5 separate regions of the Homo sapiens genome follow, and regions 2, 3, 4 and 5 are each linked to region 1. A link is a contact called in ENCODE Hi-C or POLR2A ChIA-PET data. All regions are on one chromosome and are shown on one strand. Each heading gives the region's core, a stretch centred on a gene start or an enhancer-like site at or near the end of the contact. The rest is flanking DNA. Distances are from core to core; before and after follow the strand shown. Region 1 holds the start of NCOA3 (nuclear receptor coactivator 3). Region 2 overlaps PREX1 (phosphatidylinositol-3,4,5-trisphosphate dependent Rac exchange factor 1). Region 3 holds the start of ARFGEF2 (ARF guanine nucleotide exchange factor 2). Region 4 holds the start of ZNF335 (zinc finger protein 335). Region 5 has its middle 210 kb from the start of PREX1.

Evidence for each region. Hi-C counts contacts between places; a loop is a spot of excess contacts on that map. ChIA-PET counts read pairs that join two places held with the same protein, here RNA polymerase II (POLR2A). Pooled maps may share reads with other maps.
Region 2: a loop to region 1 is called in a pooled map, with 2.2 times the contacts of the local background. The contact joins the enhancer-like site here to the promoter of NCOA3 in region 1. A Hi-C loop is called at or near these places in 1 of 37 single-sample maps with no recorded cell type and 1 of 50 pooled maps. POLR2A ChIA-PET finds 5 or more read pairs at or near these places in 2 of 52 experiments (CD4-positive, alpha-beta T cell and activated naive CD4-positive, alpha-beta T cell).
Region 3: a pooled map shows a loop between it and region 1 (15-fold over the local background). The contact joins the promoter of ARFGEF2 here to the promoter of NCOA3 in region 1. A Hi-C loop is called at or near these places in 9 of 50 pooled maps.
Region 4: a pooled map shows a loop between it and region 1 (6-fold over the local background). The contact joins the promoter of ZNF335 here to the promoter of NCOA3 in region 1. A Hi-C loop is called at or near these places in 4 of 50 pooled maps. POLR2A ChIA-PET finds 5 or more read pairs at or near these places in 2 of 52 experiments (GM12878 and RWPE1).
Region 5: a loop to region 1 is called in a pooled map, with 6 times the contacts of the local background. The contact joins the enhancer-like site here to the promoter of NCOA3 in region 1. A Hi-C loop is called at or near these places in 2 of 50 pooled maps.

The regions. Positions count from the first base shown.
Region 1 is chr20:47,500,443-47,503,142 of GRCh38, reverse strand. It overlaps NCOA3 (nuclear receptor coactivator 3), which reads right to left and starts at 1,256. Exons shown (of 23, transcript NM_181659.3): 1 at 1,124-1,256. RefSeq lists a silencer at 897-1,016 and a cis regulatory region at 2,268-2,340.
Region 2 is chr20:48,722,153-48,724,852 of GRCh38, reverse strand. All of the region lies in intron 5 of PREX1 (phosphatidylinositol-3,4,5-trisphosphate dependent Rac exchange factor 1), which reads left to right. Among named protein-coding and RNA genes, the nearest start is that of PREX1, 100 kb to the left of the region's middle. RefSeq lists a cis regulatory region at 1,323 and enhancers at 1,238-1,408, 2,091-2,170, 1,288-2,188, 2,211-2,280, 2,371-2,420. Within about 2 kb of position 1,345, at least 26 of the 41 ENCODE cell types and tissues checked have a DNase peak (open chromatin) inside an H3K27ac peak, as active enhancers do.
Region 3 is chr20:48,920,353-48,923,052 of GRCh38, reverse strand. ARFGEF2 (ARF guanine nucleotide exchange factor 2) reads right to left here and starts at 1,342. Exons shown (of 39, transcript NM_006420.3): 1 at 1,043-1,342. The coding sequence starts at 1,163. RefSeq lists an enhancer at 632-711 and silencers at 1,082-1,131, 1,172-1,271, 1,502-1,581.
Region 4 is chr20:45,970,754-45,973,453 of GRCh38, reverse strand. ZNF335 (zinc finger protein 335) reads left to right here and starts at 1,251. Exons shown (of 28, transcript NM_022095.4): 1 at 1,251-1,332; 2 at 1,994-2,244. The coding sequence starts at 2,044. RefSeq lists an enhancer at 630-849 and a silencer at 1,620-1,739.
Region 5 is chr20:48,620,250-48,622,949 of GRCh38, reverse strand. No RefSeq gene overlaps it. Among named protein-coding and RNA genes, the nearest start is that of PREX1, 210 kb to the left of the region's middle. RefSeq lists an enhancer at 1,907-1,966 and a silencer at 2,267-2,396. Within about 2 kb of position 1,414, at least 9 of the 41 ENCODE cell types and tissues checked have a DNase peak (open chromatin) inside an H3K27ac peak, as active enhancers do.

The sequences.
Region 1 (2,700 bases), core at 7-2,506:
TACTACTACCACTCTCACGCATCTCATTCAACTCCATTTAAAACCACTGCAGCAAGACAGCTGGTACTCTCCTTCCTGTTTCTTTACCGTACAGGCTTAATAACAAAAACAGGTTGGTTTTGAAGCCCTGCTCAAATATTGCAAAAAGGAAGTCTTCGCATTCGGGAGGGGGAAAAAAGTTTCGACTTCGAGAGAATCTCATAGCTTCCGTGTCATTCCATTTGGGAATCCCAGATCCTGCCAGTGAGGTAGATGCTCGCTCTCTCGGTTAACTTTTCCACCCTAGATGCCCTCAAACTGCCTAGGAAGCAACTAAGTCTCCCAACGACCCATGGCTAGTTTTGTTAAGGCAGGTACAAGACAAGCAGTTTATTTAAACCATGACGAACTGGGTCGATGTTCATAAAATGAGAGATGGGGAGAGCAAAAAAAAAAAAAAAGTAGTAATAAAGACAGCCAAACTCCTAATTTTATCAACCAACTTCCCACTTGCCATTTCCCAGCCTTCACACCAGAGGTAGTAAAACGCCTTTTTACCGAGAAAACTAAGAAGCTACCCGAGCCCAACATGAAAATTCCGCGGACAATTCGTGTTAAAATATTTTTTAAATGCCCAAGTGAGGAGGAAACACAGCAACCAAATCTCACCCGGCTGGGAGGCTGGGGTGGGGGGGGTCCCCGCGGCTTTTCCCTCCCGTGCGTCCCAGAAGCTGCTAAGGAGCCGGGGCAGCAGGAGGACGACGCGGGGAGCTTTCAAAAGGGCTGGGGGAGGCAAGAGGAAGAAAAAACTTTAGGGACAGAAGGGGAAAGTGGGCCCCTGCAGTCCCCCCGCAAACTCCTCGGGTGACCCCTCCGCGCGGGGACCCCCTCGGATCCCCAAGCGGACTGCCACCCAGCTTCGTCTCAGCTCCTACCGCCGCGGGCCGCCCCCCGGGCTGAGGGGAAGCGGCGCGGCCCCGACACCCCGAAACTACCTCAGCGCGTCCCCCGGCCGGCGCGCCCCTCAGTGCCTTGGCAGATCTGAAGCCGCTGGCTCTCGCAGCCTGGGGAACTCGCCCCTCTTCCCTCCGCCTCGCACTCCACCCCCTCGCCCGCCACCGCCTCCTCCTTTATCTCCACTCACCTCCCGCCGCCATTTTCCTCGCAGCTCAGCTTTAAATCGGAAACTCGCCGCTCAGCCCGCAGCCGCCGCCGGCCGCCACCGACTAAGCCGCAGCCGCTGCCGTCGCTGTGGAGCGGCTGAGACAGCAGCAGCTAAAGTCGCCGCACGGGGGCCACTGGGATATGTAGTCCCGAGGCCACGCCCAGCACTACCGGTCCCAGGGGGCCTTGCGCGGCCGGCCTAGGGTTCCAGCGACCCCCACCCTGGCTTCCGCGGCGGAGGGCGTGGCGACGTGGGCTCGTGCGGCCGCTTTCGCCCAGCATCGACTGGGAGCTCCCTCGGGATCCGGAGAACCGGAATGCAGTCCTAGCCCTGCCCTTAATTTTTTTCATATTTGCCTTCGTCCAGTAATACCTAACATTTGTGGAGCGTTTCTGGTATGCCAAGCACGGATCCTCAAAACAAGCATCCGGTAGGGACCATGATCATCCTCATTTTTCAGATGAGCGAACTGAGGCACAAGGTCGGAAGCCACGAGGCTGTTCCTTAGCTGCTAAAGTCACTGGGTGAAATGTTGTTGGGCAGCAGTATATTCAGGGTATATTTAGTCCCGAAGTATCATCCCACAGCGTATTTATGACTTACAATAAAGAACAGCTTGCTTTACAATGGAAAGATCTGGCAGGCACCCCCTTACCAAGTGATCGAACTTAGCACCACCAATAATGGGTCAGGACTGTTGTTATGTGTCTCCTAATATGATGCAGTGGGGAAAGCATATTGCTACCTCTGTCGTATTCTTGCCACATACACACAAAAAGCTTACTTGAAAAAATAAACGAATTCAGAATGTGGGACATTCTACACAACATCTAGCCTGGAGTCTTTTAAAATATGACAGCATGAAAGAGGTGAAAACCAAAAGCAATAGGTGAGACTTGATTGGATTCAGGATGATTTTTTTATGTAAAAAGAATTTGGGGGGCAATTTCAATGTGGACTGTATGTTAGATAATATTGAGTCAGTATTAGATGTGTTGAGTGTAAATAAAATAGAATAATCTGACCACTTACCACCTCCACGGTCAGCACCATCATTTCCCACCTGGACCACTGCAACAGCCTCCTCAGTGTTCTGCCTGCTTCCACTCTTTCCTCTTAGAGTCTATACTCAACACAGCAGCCAGAGGAATCCTGGTAAGAACCAAGTCAGTCTCTGTCCCTCCTGCAAAATTCTTGCAGTAACCTGCAAAGCCCCATACAGCCCGTCTCTTGCCCTGCCCTTCCCTCTCTAAACTCATCACCTTCTTCTCTTCCACTCACTTCTGTAACTCAGCTACAATGGACTCGGCCTCTCCAACGTGCTTAGCACACTCTGGCCTTAAAGATCGTGCACTTGCTATTTCCTCTGCCTAGAACAGTATTTTCCCAGAAAATTCAAATAACCCATTCCCTAATCTCCCCATGGTCATTGTCCAAATGTCACTTATTCAGTGAGGCTTTCCCTAACTGCTCTATTTTAACTTCCTGCCCACTCTGATCCCAGCTTTCCCTACTCCTATTCCTTTCTTCATTTATTTTCAGAGCATGAATTATCA
Region 2 (2,700 bases), core at 96-2,595, 1.2 Mb before region 1:
GAAACTTATAAACTGGTAGCCTGTGGACCAAATCGGGCCTGCAGATGTGCTTTGTGTGATCTGTGTGATGTGTCTTTCGAACTTGGATTAGCTACCAGCATTAAGAGACAGTGTACTGTAGTGGTTAGAGACAGGGTGGGCAAAACTGTGGCCTCTGGGCCAAATATAGCCCATGGCCTGTTTTTATACAGCCTATGAGCTAAGAATGATGTTTACTCTTTTTTTTAAAAGCTTTGTTAAACGAACAAGCAAAACCCCAGAAGAATATGTAGCAGAGAGTGGATGTAGCCAGCAGAGCCTAAAATATTTACCATCTGGCCCTTTACAGCAAAAATGTGCTGACCCCTGGATGAGAGTCAGCCGTTGCAGCCATAAGCAGTCTGGATTTGAATTTCTCTGTCATTTACGAGTGTGTAACCTTGGGCAAGTCACTATCCGTCCCTGTGCCTCAGTTTCTCATTGAAACATAGGGTTCATGTTAATGGTACTTACGGGGTTGTTATGACAAGTAAGCATGGACTTAGTTCTAACGGCAACTCAGCAAGGTAGGCACTGTGATTAGCCCCCTCTTGGAGATGGGGCAGCTGAGGCACAGAGAAAGGAAGTGGCCTTTCCAAGGCCACGTAGTAGATAAGCAGTAGAATCATGATTAGAACCCGGGCATTCTGATTCCAGAGGACCACCCCTAACCATATGGCTCTACTGCCTGCTGAGAAGGATTTTGGGGAGTTAAACTGCCAAAGTGCTGGAGTGTCAGCGATGCTGCCCTTCTCAGTTCCCTAAATGGCGTCTAAGGTCGGTGGCTCTGTGTTTTGAGGCCAGTGTCCTTCTTCTCTGCGTTTCAAAACCTTGAACATCTGACCCATAAGAAGAACCAGCAGCCATGGCCCAGAGCTGAACTGAGGTTTGGTTTCTGGATCTTGCGAAAGTCTGGGTTCCAGCAGGCACTTGGAGCTGCAGCTTCCGTGACATATTTTAACACATGGTGTCGCTGGACCTGTGTGTACGGTGGACTCTAGGCTCGATGTGAGGCCCAGGCATTTCTGAGGCCTGTTCCCATCTCCCCAGGGGCCAGAGTTTGGTCTGGTGGGATTCCTGGGCTCTGGATTCCCAGGAGAACAGAGAGAGCAGGGGCAGAACCGCCCGGCGACCCGTGGAGGAAATGGCCCGCAGGAAAAGCGATGGGGTGGCTGCGGTTTGCTCTCCTGGCCAGACGGCTGTTTACTCTGCCCACTTGCGCTCCGTCGGGGCACGCCTTGTTTCCTTGGTCTCTAGCTGTGTTTATCAAGTAGGAGATTGTGGGGTGGGGGGTGCTGTTTGGGAGAGAACAAGCAGGGCCTTAGACTCCCGTTGGGGCCATGCCTTGCTCCCCGCCTGACAGAACTCCTCAGTGTGTCCGGCCTTTGGCCCCAGAGCGGGAACATTTGCATCAGCAAACACCCGGGGCTCAGGGGAATTCTGTCCCCCCCACCTCCGGAGTTCCTTCTTTCTGTCACATTTTCCAGTGGATTTTCAAAGATGATCCCATGAACTTGAAGCAGCTGAGCTCAACCCCCCAGCCCACCCCCTCTGGCTTCTCCAGATTCAGATGCCCTTGCAGGGGTCCCCGTGGCCCTCTGAGCCCTCTTGTTTGAGCTGAACTCCCACTTGGGGTGGGCACACAATGTTGAGGAGCCTGGGTAGGAAGAGGGAAGAGGCGAGAATGAAAGCCTTTTTGGGAACAGCCCCCAAAAGCTGAACTTGAACGTTGCCTAAGAATAGCTGGAACATTCTATCTCGACTCCTCAGCCGAGGCCCAGGATAGGCAGTTGGCATTTCAGGCTTTGTTGACTTTTCCATTCACGTTGCCAGGGGAATGATTCAGGTTTGGGGTAATGCCCCTGGTGCACAGCTGGCTGGTGCCGGTGGGGGGCCTGACTGTCACTGATCTTCTTAGTTATTTCCTGGTGATGCACACATCTGTGTCGCTGCTCACTGTCCACAGCTGAGAACAAGACAGACCCGGGCCCTGCCCCTTGGAGCTTCCAGACTTGGGCTGGGCCCTGCAGGAGCTTGGAGTGTGTGGCAGGGGACATCCTGGGGCTGACTGCAGGGGACATACCCTGTCTCAGGGGGCAGTTGCCACCTTTGCCCCCAGCTCTCTGGCCGCTTGATCTTGGTCTCCTTTGCTGCTTCCTCATCTCCGGGGCCTCTGAGGAGAGATGGGCCCTGGGCTTAGTCCTCTGGCCGTTTGTTTACCCATCTAGACTTGCTCCTGTGGTGGCCTTATCTACTCTGTGGCCTTTTTTAAAAAAGCATACTCAAGGGTTGTGCAACCATTACCACAATAATTTTAGAACATTTCTGTCACCCCCAAAAGAAACCCCAGACCTATAAACACTTACTGTCCATCCTCCCCTCCTCCAGCCCCTGCCGACCACTTGTCTACTTTCTGCCTCTGTCAGTTCACCTATTCTGGATATTTCCTCCAAGTGGAATCACACAGTGCTGGTCTTTCGTGCCTGGCTGGCTTCACTTAGGCTCATGTCCTCAAGGTTCAGCCACATTGGAGCGTGTCGGTGCCTCCTTCCTTTTTGTGGCTGAATCATCTTCCGTTGTGTGGCTGGACCACGTTGTGTTTATGCACTCATTAGCTGATGGACATTTGGGTCGTTTCCACTTTCTGGCTATTGTGAGTCATGTTGCTCTGAAGGTCCATGT
Region 3 (2,700 bases), core at 93-2,592, 1.4 Mb before region 1:
TACTTTTCCTCTTGGAAAAGATTACTTTCCTGACCATGGAAAGCAGTCCTCAAGCCCTCTTTATCACATCTTGCTGTTTTATTTTCAAAATAGTATTTATCAGTATTCCAAAATACCTCACCTATTTTCTTAATTAATTATTTTGTCTCCTCTATTCGAGTATAAGCTCCATAGGGGTAAGGACCATGTCCGTCTTGTTCCCCACTGAATTCTCAGTACCTGGTATGCAGTGGGCACTTGATAAATATTTGTTAAATGATTAAAACTGAAAGATAGGATAGTGATTTTGCTATCAATTATCAAGCCTTTAACTATTAGTTAGAATTCTCCCTCTTTCCATAATCTGAGGGTCCATTCAATCAGCAAATATTTATCGAGCACCTACTGTGCGCCAGGCACTGTTGCAAGCGCAAGGGATACAGCAATGAATAAGTCAGACAAGTATCTTCGCGCTGAAGACCTTGTATTTTAGTGGACTGCTAGGAATAAGCAGATGTCTTGCTCACTACAATGCCTGGGAGATCCAGAACACCTTCTACAATCCTTCCTTGAGGGAAAGAGCTATGGGAGATCCCCAAACCAAAGGAAAACATTCTCCAACGGGCACTTCCAAAACAAGAATCAGGGGTTTCCCTAAACCAGTTGGACGGCTCTTCCTACATGCTCTGTTCACCTAGGGGAACCCCAATCAGCAGAGCTCAGGTAACGAAAAAACTTGGGGCAAGGGCTACTGTTTCTAGGACTTGGAGGTGGTGAGGGGAGGAACCAGGAAACAGGGCGACAAGGAATCGTGGCAAAAGCCCTGAGCTGGAACCCTGAGGAACAAGCTCTGGTTGTCACCAACTTGCTAGGTGACCTTGGGCCAGTCCCGAGCTGCCCGGGCAACACTTCCTCCGGGGGTATAATGAGGAGGAGGCCGGAAGGGTGGAATTCGGGATCGGGGGGAAGCGGAGGCCAGGAGGCCGGGCCAAGGCCGAGTAGGATAGGGCAACGGCCGACGTGCTGAGGCCAGCGCGGGGCAGGGCGGGAGCGGCTCACCCACCGAGCGCCACCTGGCAGGCCCTGCGCAGCTGGGAGTGCTGGGGCCGCTTCACCTCCTTGTCGGCTAGGATCTTCTCCAGGGCCCGGGACACGAACATGCTCTTGGTCTGGCTCTCCTGCATGGCCCCGGCCCGGCGGGGGCTGACGGCCCCGCGGGCGGGCGGCGTGAGCGAGATGGCGAGCTAGGCTGCGGGCCCGGCGTCCCGGCCGGCACCGGCCGCGTCCGTCCGCGCCGCCCCGTCAGGAAGCGACACCTCGGCCCCACGGCGCCGCCATGTTGGAGCGCGTCACGTGACCACGTGACTGGCGAGGCCGCTACGGCCGCCTAGCGTCCGTCGGCCCCGTGACCCCCAGCGGGGCGGAGCCTAAGGCTGGGGGCGGAGCGGAGTCAGGTGGGCGAGAGACAGAAGGCGAGGGTGGAGGGTGGAAGAAGAGAAGGTGGGGAGGGGAGTGGGCATGGGCGAAGGGTATAGGGGACGCGGGGGCTAAAGAAAGGCGAAAGCGGGGAGAGGTGGTGATGGAGATGAGAGGAGAGAAGCGCAAGGTAACGGGAGGTGAAGGGGAGCACGAGAATGGAGATGACGTGGGTAAGAGAGGAGATGAGGAAAGGAAGGGGAACGAGAGGATTGGCAAAAAAGAACGGTGACAAGGAGAGATGATAAAGGGGCAGGAGGAGAAGGCGAGTAGGAAAGAAAAGAGGTGAGGGAGCGAGGACTGGAAGCTGGTGAATGAATGAGAAGTGATCGGGAGTAAGGGGCGTCAGGAGGAAGGAGGAAGGGCGATGAGAAGGCGGCGGCGGAGGGGAAGGGGGGAGGCCCGGCGCGGCGGCTCACGCCTCTAATCCCAGCGCTTCCGGAGGCCAAGGCGGGAGCATCGCTTGAGCCCAGGAGTTCGAGACCAGCCTGGGCAACATAGGGAGACCCTTTCTCTACAAAATAAAAAGTAAAACAGCCGGGCCTGGTGGCGCTGCTTGTGGTCCCAGCTACTGGGGAGGCTGAGGTGGGAGGATCGCTTGAGCCTCGGAGGTTGAGGCCGCAGTGAGCTGTGATGGCACCACTGCACTCCAGCCTGGGCCACAGAAGGAGACCCTGTCTCAAAAAACAAACAAACAAAAAGGAGGTGAGTTAGTTATGGAGGAGATGAGGTGGTGTGGGAAGAGGTGAGAGGGAGGCACAGAGGTAAAAGAAAAAGGAGAAAGACAGGAGGGAGAGGGGAAGTGAAAAGGAAAGAGAGGTAGAAATGAGAGGAGGGGAAAGAGTAGGAGAAAGGGTGAAGGGAGAGGAGGTAGGAAGGGGAGCTGTCAGGAAGAACAGAAAAGAAAGAAAAAGATGAGAGTAACAAGTTAGGAAAACAGGAAAGAGATGGAAAAAGGAATGGTGTAGGAAGGAGGTGAAGGGGAAGGAGGTGAGGAAGAGTGGAAAGAACATGCTGGGAGAATAGGAAATGGAAGGGGTGGAGGGAGAGGGGAGGTGAAAGGAAGACAGAGAGGGAGAGAGAGAAGGTGTGTTTATGTCTATTCTCCACAAGCAGGGTTTCACCACAGCCACTGGCAAGATACACACATCCATATGACCCTCCTGTCACAGCAGCAGTGACCTTGCAGTTCAGTGAACTTCTGTTTATTGAGTGTCGCAGCTGTGCATAGTATACCAGGAAGCA
Region 4 (2,700 bases), core at 2-2,501, 1.5 Mb after region 1:
GCGCCCAGCCTGCTTAGGAGTTTTTTTGAGATTTTTTTCCCCCAAAATTTGTATCTTTCAATTAAGGAAAATAGCCTATGGAACTACAGAGACTTAGGGACAAAAACCAGAGCGCCTTACTCCCTCTTGTGCTCTTCCACTGCAAACTGCTAAAAGTCTTAAAACAGAAGGTGACATTTCCGGAGGAAGGACATACCTTAAGGGCAGCTGACTTTTAATTAAAATTTTTTTTCTTTCTCCACTTTTAAAGGATAGGTAGTTGACTTGTATTTATTTATTTTTTGAAAGAGGGTCTCGCTCTGTCGCCCAGGCTGAAGTGCAGTGGTGTGATCACGGTTCGCTGCAGCCTCAACCTCCCAGACTCAAGCGATCCTCCCACCTCAGCCTCCCGAGCAACTGGGATTATAGGCACGCGCCACCATGCCTGGCTAATTTTTCTTTTTTTTCTTTTTTTTGTAGAGATGGGGTCTCGCTCTTTTGCCCAGGCTGGTTTGGAACTCCTGGGATCAAGCGATTCTCCTGCCTTGGCGTCCCAAAGTGTTGGAATTACAGGCGTGACTCACAGCGCCCGGCCTCAGCTCTATTAATGTTAACAAATATGTATACAAACCTAAGGGACAAGCATTAACTTCTTTCCATTTCCCCGACTCCTGCCATCCGTACTTAGCTCCTGAGTCCCTTTATTGGATGTGATTTTGGACCAGCCCTTCCCATACCCAGACCTCAGTTTCCCTATCTGTACAATAATTATACATTCCCTTCCCAACAAAACACATCAAACCTAACGGGCAGAGCTCGATTGGGTTGCAGCAGCGCGCTAAGTAATAAGTAATGAGTCAGGTAAAATGACTGACAACATGAATTCCTCTTTGGCCAAGCCAAAGTCGCCCGCGGCCACACGCTCTTCCGGGCTGTTGTAGGAGGGGCGCGGCCAAGCCACCGGGAGCCACGCCCCCCACTGGGAGCCACGCCCCAAGAGAGCGGGGCGCGCATTCGCCGCGCCCAACCCTGCGGCCTAGGGAAGGGACCAGAATGACGTCACAACCACTTCCTACGTAACACTCCGCCGAGATAAAGTAGTCCCCAAACCATAGTGGGCTCAGTGCCAAACACCGGGCGACGTATAAAGTCCCAGAGTCTGTTGAGACCCGATTATGGTTTTGAGGCCTCGGAGCGACCTTCCGGAACACTGAAAATGTGTCTTTCCCGGGGCCAGCGGGGGAAGTAGTTCCGGCCTACAATAGGCCGATGGGTTCCTCCGCAGCGGAGGAAAGAGGATGGCGACCTCGTCGATGCCGGAGTCAGAGAGGAACGTGGCTACGAAAGCCTCGGGTGAGCTTCGGGTAGAGTTAGGCGGCCCCACCGTACCCTGCCGTGGAGTGAGGTCACACTGCGGGGATACCCGGAGGCGAGGTCCCAGGCCGGCGGGGCTGTCCGAACAGGGCCCCGGGGTCCCAGGCCCTTTAGTCGCTCTCGCACTTGCCTGAGCGGAAACCCGGCGCCACCACAAGATGGCGTCGGGCCTGGAGCACAGGCAGCGCCGGGGACAGCCCCAAATCGCCAGGCCCCGAGACCGTCGCTGTCAGCCGCCTCCGCAGGGGAACCGGGGGGGAGCGAACCACTGACCCAGGGGGCCAGCGGGCTGTACCACCGGCCCTGCAACCCGGGGGGACGCGGGGGCCGAAGGGCTGAACCACTGGGCCCGGATGGGGCTCACAGAGCGGAACGCTCCACGAGAATCGTGGGGGCGAGGGAAAGGGTCAAGATTACCAGCCATTGACCACCCTCCCGGGAAGGGCCTTAGCCTGGGAAGCACAGCTTCTCCGTCAAGTTTTTCCCGAGCTCCCCTCGCAATACACCAGGAAGCTCCGCCCCGTCGGAGACTCAATCTTCGCATCTGCAAAATGGGCGCAGGGGTGCAAATGGGTGGCCGTGGTTGCCGGGGCTGGGGAGATGGCCCACTTGTTCCAGCCACGGTCACCTCTCTTCTCAGAGTGAAGTTCCCAGACCCTACGCCCCGCTGTCAGGCAGCCCGCCGATCAGATGGAGGAGAACGAGGTGGAGAGCAGCAGCGACGCGGCCCCTGGGCCTGGCCGGCCCGAGGAGCCCTCTGAGAGCGGCCTGGGTGTGGGCACCTCAGAAGCCGTGTCCGCCGACAGCAGCGACGCCGCGGCCGCCCCGGGGCAGGCAGAGGCCGATGACTCTGGCGTGGGGCAAAGCTCGGACCGCGGCAGCCGTTCTCAGGTATGGACCCGGCTGGACGGCGTGGGTGGAGGCAAGGACCGCGAGCAGCAGTGCCTGACAGCCAAGAGGAAACAAGGCTTGTTTGTAGCTAATACTTGGTGTTTCTGGTTTACTGTGAGCCAGGCACCAAGCCAAACCCCTAAAATGGATTTTCTCATTTGAGCTTCATACCTTCTAAGACACATACCATTTTTTCCCACATCTTATAGAAAAGGATGCCGAGGTACAGAGTGCAGACAGAGCCAGGATTCAAATCTAGGCTGTGGTCTTAGCTACTATACTACCCACAGTCCTCACACTTTGAGAGGCAGATGTCTAGGCCAGGAGTGGTAGCTCATCGCCTGTAATCCCAGCACTTTGGAAGGCTGAGGTGGGAGGATCACTTGAGCCCAGGAGTTGGAGACCAGCTTGGGCAAATAGCGAGACCTCATCTCTACAAAAAAAAAAAAAAAAACG
Region 5 (2,700 bases), core at 165-2,664, 1.1 Mb before region 1:
CCAGAGAGAGATCCTCGCGTCTCTCAGTTACAGGTTTCAAAGGACTCAATACTCTAACAGGCAAGAGGGAATCCTGGTGGGGTTTCAGGCACAGTCATGGATTGATTATTTAGAATTATCTGAGGCCAGTGTTTGGATCCAGGGAAAATCACTTCGAGGGAAGACCTGTTACCTCAATCTATATTTGAGGTCAACAGGGAGGATTGGACGTCTTCCTTCAGGCAGACACGTTTCTAGAAAGCATCGATTTCAGCCTCTCCTCCACCCTGGGGGCCCGCAGAAGGAACATACATTCTCCTGGGGCCGTAGGCAGGAGCAGCTTGGGTTTCCAGCCGGCTCTCTGTGGCCTTGAGCAAGTTGCATACTTTACAGGCTCAGAGCTGTGCTTGCAGAGTTGGGAGGGAGAGCCGGGCCCACCTCCCTCTCCGAGATGTGTTTCTCCAAGTATAAAACTAAGCACGAAGGGCCTCTCAGAGCAAGCGGACATTTTTGCAGGAGACAAGAGGTCTCAAACTGATGGCTCCAGGCTGAAACTTGGAACTAAATGTGGGTTTTTTTTTTTACTTCCTTCCTGATATGGTGTTTTAAAAAAATGAATTATATTTATGAACCAGCAAATTTCATCTCTGAATTCTGATTTTTAGTTTGTCTCGAAAATCAGAAGCTCTGAGCTGGGTGTGGTGGTGCGCACCTGTGGTCCCAGCTACTTGGAGGCAAAGGTGGGAGGATTGCTTGAGACCAGGAGTTCAAGGCTGTCGTGCGCTTTGATCACACCTGTGAATAGCCAACTGCACTCCAGCCTGGGCAACGTAGTGTGGTCCTGCCTCTTAAAAAAAAGATTAAAGAAAAAATCAGAAGCTCTGGTCACACTGGTCCACATTCCCACCTGGCTACATGTCAGCTGGAGCTGAGGAGCGGCTGTCTTCTTGAGGAGGGTGCCAGCTCTCCAGCTCCCCGGAGCCACGTGGTCCGAGCACTCATCCGGCCTGCTCACGCTGACGGCCAGATCCTTAGCTCTGGACTTGCCATGGCGATGTCAGCTCGGGGAGGACCTGGTGACCCGGAGTCACTGTGCCGTCCAATGGAGAATCAAGGGGCAGGCGCAGCCCCGCATTGACGTCTCTCGGAGCCTCTCCTTCTCTGCTCCTCCAGGATGAGGGCAGGGCCCAGGTGGTTGAATTCCTCTGAGCCTCAGTTTTTTCATCTGTCAAAAGGTGCTGACCCAGAGATGGCCCCTTGGCGTGGACTGCAACAGAGGCCACCCAGGAAGTGGAAGGTACGATGGGGTGTGTTGACCGCTTTATGATTTTATCTAAATAACTGTTGGTGTACTTCCTGTCCACCTTCCCCCCAGCAGTAAGAGCAGGAACCACACCCCTTCCATACTGTAGCCCAGGGCCAGACAGTGGTGAATCACGGCTAAATATTAATAGAAGAAAGCAGGGTTAGCACAGTGATCAGAGCGGGGGGCGCAAGCCACACCCATCTGTGGCCAAGCGGGCCCCTCTAACCTCTGTGTCTGCCACGTGGGTTCATTCATGGGGGGCTGGACTAGGACCTTTGAAGTCAGACACCCTCGCCTGCTCCTGAATCTGTCAACACCTGATACTTGCTGAGTGGCCATATCTGAGATTCTCTGTCTTTCTGGGACCCTCAGCTTCCTTCTTTGAGAAATGGAGACTTTACGCCCACCTGGCTGCCTTGCGGGGGTACCAGGAGTCTCCTCCAGGGCCCCAAAGTGGAACTTCCCGGGATAAGTGTAGTGCCCTGTCTGTCCAGCAGGTGGTGCTGGGGACCGCGTAGTGCCCAGAGGCTGCTGTTCCCCGGGCTCCAGCACTCAGACCGAAGGCTGGCTCCTGGGTGCAGGTATTTGGGACAGAGCCAGCCTGGAGGCGGGGCCTGGAATCGTCTGGACAATGGGCACTGGCGCTATCCCTCTCCTGGGCTGGGCTTGCCGTGAATATTTTCTCTTTTTTTCTCTCTTTTTAAAAACTTTTTAAAATTTGTCTCTTTCTTACTTTCGTCCCCCTCATTTTCTTTCTCTCTCTCTAAGCTTTTCTATATTTGTCTTTGTCCCATAACATATGTCTGTGAGCTTGACTCGATTTTTCAATTCTTTCCTTTCGGGGATCTTTCCCTTCTCTCTTTTCTCTTTTTTCCCTTCCTCTCTTCTGATTGGAGGAGAAGGATATGAAAGGCCCTTATGCACTGTAAAGCGGGGTGCTTACGAAGCTTGTGACCAGAAACCCACAGTCACTGGTGCACCTTTGTGGAAGTGACGGCCACTAGATGGCGCTGTGGGCCAGGGCGCCCCGCCTAGCCTTGCGGGCCTCCTGCCCAGAGCTCCTGGGAGGCTCCCACTGCAAGCCTGGAGCTCGGGGTTTGCAGGCAGGGGAGGCCGAAAGCCAAGCCTGAAGCTGCCTCCCTCCGGGCACTGGTAGCGTTCCCTGGAGGGCTGGAGTGGGGCAGGGGTGGTTAGGAGAGGGATGCTAAGGAAATGCCTCCGCTGCCAGCGCCTTCACCAGCTGCACCTCCCATTATTGCAGCCAAAGTTTGCTCACAAGGACAGTGGCTGGATTTGAGCCCAGGCCGTGTGGCTCCAGACCCTGAGCCCGGGGCTCTGTCTGGGGTGTGGCCCAGGGGCAGGTCCTTGGGTGCGTGAGGGTGGCTTGGCTCAGCTCCTCTCCCTGGGTCACTGCA